Linked DNA regions of Mus musculus: regions 1 and 3 are each linked to region 2. Evidence: chromatin loops called from intact Hi-C (ENCODE). Cell type or tissue: heart. All regions are shown on one strand.

Region 1 (2,500 bases), 200 kb after region 2:
TAAACACCCAACCCACCTTATTATAAATGGCTTCCAAAATGATACTAAGGTCCACCACCGACAGTATGAAGCTGAACTTTTTGCTTACACGTGAGGCAGGGCGCCACCATATAAAGACTCAGTATGCTTCAGGAGCAGGTCAGGAATGAATACGAATACAACGTATACTGATCGCATCCATCTCTACTCTTCCCACGCCAACTTCTCCCGTACCCTCCTCTCTCTCTCCGGCTTCTTCCATACCCCACCCCACCCCCAGCTCTCTTCAAACTTTGTAGCTGAGGTACGTTTTAAAAGGATCACTCTGATTATTGGAAAGTGATTGGGCAGGGCCATGACTTAGAGGCAGAGGACAAAGTTACACCACTCCCGATGCTGAAATCTATTCACTTTTGCATTCTTCTCGATCCAGCAAATGCAAATTCATGGTTCCAGAACCTAAGGCCTGAACACCTCTCAACTCACCCAGACCCCATATTCTTTACAAACCACCCTTGCAGGCCAACAGACATATCCCTCTCTCTGACCTCAGGCCGGGAGTTGGGGGTTGAGCCCGGCACCGTGTCAACTGGGGAGACCCAGAAGCAGAGCAGATCTTGGGAAACAAAATGCTAATCCACCCAGCCACCCAAGCTGTGACTGACTCCCCTGTACACTGAGCTGATCCAAGTAAAACACAGGCCTTTCAAAACAGCAAGGAATGCTCGCCTGGAGTGTGCGCTAACGAGTCCAAAGCCAATTATGTCTCATCTGATCTAACCAAAGCTGATTTCCTCCGGTGGCCCAGCGAGAGGTCAAATGGCCATTCCTGAGGGTTTCCACGGAGCTAAGCCAGAACACGGAGTTCCTGGAGTGTCCCTCGGGCCCACAGACCAACTGCGGAAGAGCTAAGCAGTCGAAGTTTTTAATTTCCCTCCCTCTCTTGATAATTATAAATACAACACTGCAAATTCCCTAAGAGGTAAGTGAGGGTTCACTGCTCACTCGCAAAGGAAACGAAAGGAAATCTTCCATATTTCTCTTTACCACATGTGCCAGATTTTCATTGAAGCCAATCCGGAAGTGGGGGGACAAAACAACAACAAATAGATATTATTTGCTAGCGGGGGGGGGGGGGGAGCATGCGTCCACATTCATGCTGCTCTGTCGGCTGAGGTTTGCACCTCTGCAGTCTCCACTTGTTCCGGAGAACTGCAGGGTATCATGCAGTCTGAGGCCGCCCTCTAGCGGAAGTTTGCCTGTATTGCGCCTGCGTACAGATGAGCTGGGCTTCTCAGAATACCTGGCAAAGCTTTGAATCATTTCCAGTTCCCTTTTATTGCATGTGGCTTATAATTCAGATCGAAAGCCAGATATGCTGCTAAAACGAAGATAATGTCAGGCTGAGGATTAGTGAGCATTAGCCGTTGAGAAAATGCTTGGAAGTTGGCCAGGAAAAGGCCTCTGGTCCATAATGGTAAGATGGGTAAGATTTTTTTTTTTTCTGGGAAGATGAATATATGGCCTCATTACCCTTACCCTGAAGTTGTCTGACCACAGCCAAAGGTCAGTCTATTCTTCTCAGGGCTACAGCAATTTAGACCCCTCTCCCCATCCTCAGGGGTCCGAAGAAGGAGGAGGAGGAGGAGGAGGAGGAGGAGGAGGAGGAGGAGGAGGAGACTGGTGGTTTTCCTGCATGCATGAGGGTGTCAGATGCCCTGGAGCAGGAGTTACAGACAATTGTGAACTGCCATGTGGGCGCCGGGAATTGAGCCTGGGTCAGTGCTCCTAACCACTGAGCCATCTCTTCAGCCCAAGTCCTGTGTTTTAAGTAAAGGGTGAGAAAAAAATATATATATGTTTTTTTTACATCATTCGTTTGTACAATGAGGGGCAGTCTGGAAAATCCGGATATAAGTGTCCTTTGTGCCGAGAGTACTGCTCAGGGCTATACTGCTTGCCTCTCTCGTACCTAGTTCAGACGTCCATCATCAGCACCACAAATAATTACGATTTGAATTTGTGTTTGGTGCTGAATGTGGTGCTGAAGAGTTGGTGTCAATTTCACCCAAAACGGAAGACAGATCCGTATGACAGATACGATTGTCTGTGCTTGCCTGGCATGAGGAAGGCACAACACCACCAAAAAGGAAAATAATAATGAAAGGAGTAAATGAGTTCTAGTGTTCAGTGGTTTAGTGTGTGGTAAACCTTTATCTGAACGCCACCACATCTTCACTTAAAAATATTTTTACTTAACAGTGCCTTTTTAAAACATACTGAAATATTTAAAGGGAAGGTTCTTAGTGATCTGCCTTAAAACAGTACAGATAAAAAGCTCATTAAGTTGAATGGAAATGAGGGGAAAGCATAACAATCAAATCAAATGGGTCTGAACGGTGGACTTTTTAAAATTATACGCGGAATCTAGATCTGACAATGCTGCATATTCCTGGCAGAGTGAGCACCGCTGGGGTCCAGGCAGGAGCCATGTTCAATGCAATTTGGCAGAAGAGATCTG
Region 2 (2,500 bases):
CACATGGGGACATCTGCACAGAGGCAAGTGTGCTCACACGGACACATACATATGCAGACGCAGACATGATGTGTCTGTTATGTGTAATTACTATGTTTATGTAATATGAAATGATATAGCTTTGTGGATTTGTAATAAACTGTAGTAGAACAGTCAGCGGCCTGGTCCTTTCTCCTGCACTCACTTGGGCTGTAACTACTTACTGTGTTCCTTTATGATCTCTGTCAAATGCCTGCATTTTACAGTTAAACAAAAAAAGCCTATTCGGGCTGACAGCGGTAGATATCCTGTGACTGAAGCTGCATCTGGAGCGAGAATTCTTGTCTCCTTAATTAACGACAACCAACACTTTGTGTAGTCCTTACTGTGTGCCTAGCGGTACAGTGGCACTTTCGTCTGTTGACATGTTTAGTCCTTTTGAGGAACTAATTATCCCTATTTACAAATGAGGATACCCAGGTAACAGAGAGGCTAAGACACTAGACCAAGGTCACAGAGCTCAAAAAAGGATTATCAGACAGACCTCTGTGCTCTAATGTATCTAAGGGCCTTCACTGTAGCTTAAACTTGCCAGTCAGTCTCTGCCCAGTTACTGGATTCCCTCAGTGTCTTACCTGTGTGCAGCATGGGATAAAAGGAGCCTCTGAGGTGCAGGGAGCCTCCGAGGTGCAGGGAGCCTCTGAGGTGCAGGGAGCCTCTGAGGTGCAGGGAGCCTCTGAGGTGCAGGGAGCCTCTGAGGTGCAGGGAGCCTCTGAGGTGGAGCTCTCTGGATCTTGCCAGCAGGTGGAAAAGCTGGCATTTTTCTCCTCTCTGTTAGGAAACTTAGGTACTTCCCATGTTGGAAGGCAAATGGGACTAAGACCTCTGAGGACTAATTCGCCTTCGCTCACACCCTCCCCACACCCTCCCCTTCATGGAACACTAGGGAACATCTTACTCCAGCAGCAGGAGGTTCTTCTCAGACACATGTAATTGCTACATGTAACTCAAAGTATGCTCCTGTCTCCATAAAATACTGTAATAAGTTTAGGGATGATAGCTTGTTTCTTACATAAATTATGGGATATTACATGTCCCTTATACTTACATATTATTTAATAATGCACATAGATGATACACATCTATGATTAAAAACTTTTAACTGGGATACACATTCAACCATTATCCAGCAGATGGCGATCATGAGTTACATTAAAATTTAAGTTTCCTGGGCCCCTTAAATAGTATACAAATACAGATACCTCCTAAAGACTGTCCCTTATAGGAATGAAAGGGGGAATTTAGAGCTAACTGATTTTTAACATTCGTGGTAACCCTCTTGTTGTGAAATCTGTAATGTAGAATGTTAGGGAGACAGAGTCCCTTCCTCAGCCTGCCTGTTCCAAGTAAGAACAGCATTTTGTATGTGTTCCTACTCCAAACATAGGCCTCTTTAGAGACCACTGTGGTCTGCCCAGATTCCCTAAGTGAGGAACTTGGAGGAAGGTCTGAAGGAAGCTTTGAAATAGCTCTGCAAAAAAATATTTTGCCAGTTAGCGAGCAGTAGTATTTTCGGGACTAGGCAGAGTCCTTTGAGGATGGCAGGGCTTTGTATGTGTGTGTACGTGTGCATCTGTGTGTGTGTGTGTGTGTGTGTGTGTGTGTGTGTGTGTGTGTGTGTGTGAGTCTGAGCGGGATGGCTCTGCTGTTGGTCTGAGGTTCCCCTCTGTTAAAATCAGCCGAGTTGGCATTCAGAAGATGTGGTTACTACCTTTGCAAACAGCCCAGCGAGACACCGAAGAGACCACCAGTTCCAGAGACGTTTCACCTGGCTGTAAATTTAGCTGTCACGGCCTCCGAGTTCATCTTTGTCTGAGATACACTGGCTGTGCAATCTGTTCTTTATGACTTTGGAATCCATTCGCATGTAGACAAGTACTATTGGACTGCATGTGGAAAGACGGTTCATTTCTAAACCCTGAGAGCGGTTTTCGCGTTTGCTTTTGCTTTTTAGAGCAGAGTCCATTTCCCAAACAAAACATTGGTAAATCATATTCGCGACTGATGAAAGCTAAGCTGCTCCGGTTAGCGTGAAGGGTAGAGAGGAGCGGCTTCAACTCCTCCTCTGCCTCCACCGTGCCTCATGGTGGTCCATGAGGAGCCTCCCAGGACTCCGGGCACCACTGAGTGCAACATGAAAACTGTATTATGTTACATCTGTGTGTGGGTGTTTTAGGACTGTGCTTCTTAAAAGGATCAGAGAGCATCACTGTCATGCAAGATGCTGCCGAGTATATTCGAATGAGTGACACATGGTGCCGTACACACAGTAATCACATTACACCAAAAACATTCTAAAAGTGGAGAGATTTGGAGAGCTTCTGCTAAAAAACAATATTTTTAATATATGACAGAGTAAGTGAAATTTTTATAGTATAATTAAACTTGTGGTTATAAACTCTCATATCCCTCCACTGTTTGTCCAAACCAGAGACTTGGTTTTTAAATTTGAGTTAAACCC
Region 3 (2,500 bases), 59 kb after region 2:
AGACAGAGGGAGCCATGGCAACAGGAGCATGAGGTGGCTGGTAGCATCGCTATCTCAGCCTGCATTCAGGAAGCAGTGAATGATGCCCCTGGTCCTCGTCGGGCAGGCTTAACTTCCCCTATTTATTCAGTCTGGGACTTCAGCCCATCTCCTTTTAGGGTAGCTCTTACCCCCTCAGTTAAGCCTCTCTGGAAACACCCTCCGGGCACTCCCAAAGGTTGTGTGTCCTAGGCGACTGTAAAGTCAATCAGGTTGACCATGAAGATTACCCATCGTGCAGGATTAAAATTTACAGTGGGAAGCAGAGAGAGCAGCCGCTGATTGTAATCACTGTGAAGATGGGGGTGGGAGGGCTAAGGGTTTGGTGTCTTCTTCTCTGAAGCTCCCTTAAGTCACTGATTTAAGCTCACTATGTAGATGCCATTCATAAAAATAAAAAAATAAAAAAACCCAAAAACATGCTCCGCTATGCCCTAGCTCCACAGCATGATTTAATAACATGTGCAGACCGGGAGCCATTAAAGAGAACTTGATAAATGTTTTCAAATGCTTCCTTCATTCATGCCCATTTCCATTTGCGTTCCGTAGCATTTCTGGTGAGCATTCTTTTCTGACATTTGCTAAATGTCAACCATAGTCTGTGTGTAAAACCTTGGCCTAGGGCCAGTGGGCTTACCAATTTCTATTAGCCTGTTAAGAGAAATTAAATAAAACGCGAACGTGGAATGAAAATCGCTTTGAAGAGAAATGGAGGCAGACGGTGAAATGAACCGTCGTCAGTAGCCTGATACTCATTCTCCTGTTGAGGTCAGCGCTGTGTCATTTTGTACTGTACCTTTGCCAAGTGCCAAAAGGAAGTCCAAAAAAAATTAAAAATAATTCTTTGATATGGCAGCTGTTTACCAGTTCTCTTTTGGCTCAGCCACTAAGAACACAGAGGAGCACTCCGTCAGTGTCCTGGGCTCGAGCTGAGATTCTCCAGCTTCAAGCCAGACTCAGAGCTGCCGTAGCTCACTCTCTGCCTCCTGGAGGCACGTGTTTGTACAGAATGCCCACCGCTGGGAACTTTTTCCTGTCACTGTAATCAAGAGTATATGTGAAGACATATCAGTTCCTTAAACGGCCTTTCTTTTTAAAAAGAATAACAAAGTCCTTTGTGAGATATTTCAACAAATATTTATTATGCAGCTGTGGTATACTGACCTTAAGAAAGAATTTATCTAGCACTCGGGAGGCAGAGGCAGGTGGATTTATGAGTTTGAGGCCAGCCTGGTCTACAAAGTGAGTTCCAGGACAGCCAGAGCTATACAGAGAAATCCTGTCTCGAAAAAAAGAAAAAGAGAAAAGAAAGAATTTATCTCTGAGTGAGGCACACTGCACATGCTGTAATCTAACACTGAGGAAATGGAAGTCAAGGGATCAGGAGTTCTATGCCAGAGCCTCACACAACATAGCTAATTCAAAGCCAGCATGGGCTAACACTGCCTTAAAGGTCTCAAAATGGTGATTATAATGACGATGATAATGATGATGACAAGGACAACTAGCATCTTATACACTGGTTGCTTCTTACTATCTGTGTTTATGTCAGGACTTTGCTATGTAGCCTATGCTGGCCTAGAACTTATGACCCTGCTTCCTGTATCAGCCACTAAGTACTGGGATTACTAGTATGCACCACCACACCCAGCCCTAATTACTGTCTTAATATAATAGTCGTCTGGACTGATTCACTGTTTAGTCTTCCTGTCTACTTCCAGCGCAGTATGAACAATAGATTAAGTTAATTGTGTCACTGGAGCACGCTGTCATAGACCATTTCTATCATTTGCTTGGCATTTAGTTCTCAAATGACTTTTTAAGATGCATGAAAAATGCTTCAAGTTTAATACCAAATGTGATGTTAGTGTAAATGCTGGTGCCTTCTGTTCCTGGTCCACAATTGCAGAAAAAGCTGTCTGATCTCTGCACGCACATTCGTCTGTGCCTCTGGAAGAAAACGAAGCGTGTGGACTATGTTCTAGCAGTGGATATTTACTTTTTTTTTTTTTTTTTTTGAGATTCACAATGATGTCTGAGAACAGGCTGAAAGTCTACCCAGCTCCCCACTATTAATTTCAGTAGCTTTAAGATGTTTTAATCATCTAGCACATTACATATGACCAGCTCTCAGAAGCTCAGAATGTTTTCAAGGCACTGACTAAAACCTAGGTAGTGTTTGGACTGTTTTCTGGTCTTGGGTTGTTTGTTTTAGATGTACTTTGCTTTTTTATTTTGTGTCTATAGAAAAGTATGTACATGTGAGTGGCAGATACCCACAGGGGCCAGAAGAGGGTGTGGGGTCTCCTGGAGCTGGAGTTATAGACGGTTGTAAGCCACCTGACATAGGTGCTAAGCACTGAAACCAGGTATCCAAGGGCAATACAGCTCTTAACCACTGGCCACTGCTCTTAGCCCCCTCAACAGCTTCCTATGCCGTCTTCTTTGCAATGAATTTCTG

The links. Peaks named below come from ENCODE experiments on the same cell type or tissue, not always from the same donor. Only the 100,000 strongest peaks of a DNase experiment are listed, where the experiment ranks them.
Region 1: a loop joins it to region 2, with 9 times the contacts of the local background. A loop is called at or near these places in 38 of 42 quality-filtered maps.
Region 3: a loop joins it to region 2, with 6 times the contacts of the local background. A loop is called at or near these places in 2 of 42 quality-filtered maps.

The regions. Positions count from the first base shown.
Region 1 is chr5:67,531,268-67,533,767 of GRCm38, reverse strand. No RefSeq gene overlaps it. Among named protein-coding and RNA genes, the nearest start is that of C330024D21Rik, 69 kb to the right of the region's middle. In heart, CTCF peaks have their summits at 1,041 and 1,249 (motif pointing left); DNase peaks (open chromatin) are centred at 707 and 1,177; H3K4me3 peaks cover 677 bases; H3K27ac peaks cover 583 bases.
Region 2 is chr5:67,726,654-67,729,153 of GRCm38, reverse strand. All of the region lies in intron 22 of Atp8a1 (ATPase, aminophospholipid transporter (APLT), class I, type 8A, member 1), which reads left to right. Among named protein-coding and RNA genes, the nearest start is that of Gm46914, 25 kb to the right of the region's middle. In heart, a CTCF peak has its summit at 1,166 (motif pointing right); no DNase peak of the experiment used is centred here.
Region 3 is chr5:67,667,949-67,670,448 of GRCm38, reverse strand. The region is part of intron 25 of Atp8a1 (ATPase, aminophospholipid transporter (APLT), class I, type 8A, member 1); the gene reads left to right. Among named protein-coding and RNA genes, the nearest start is that of Gm15478, 29 kb to the right of the region's middle. In heart, no CTCF peak of the experiment used is centred here; a DNase peak (open chromatin) is centred at 958.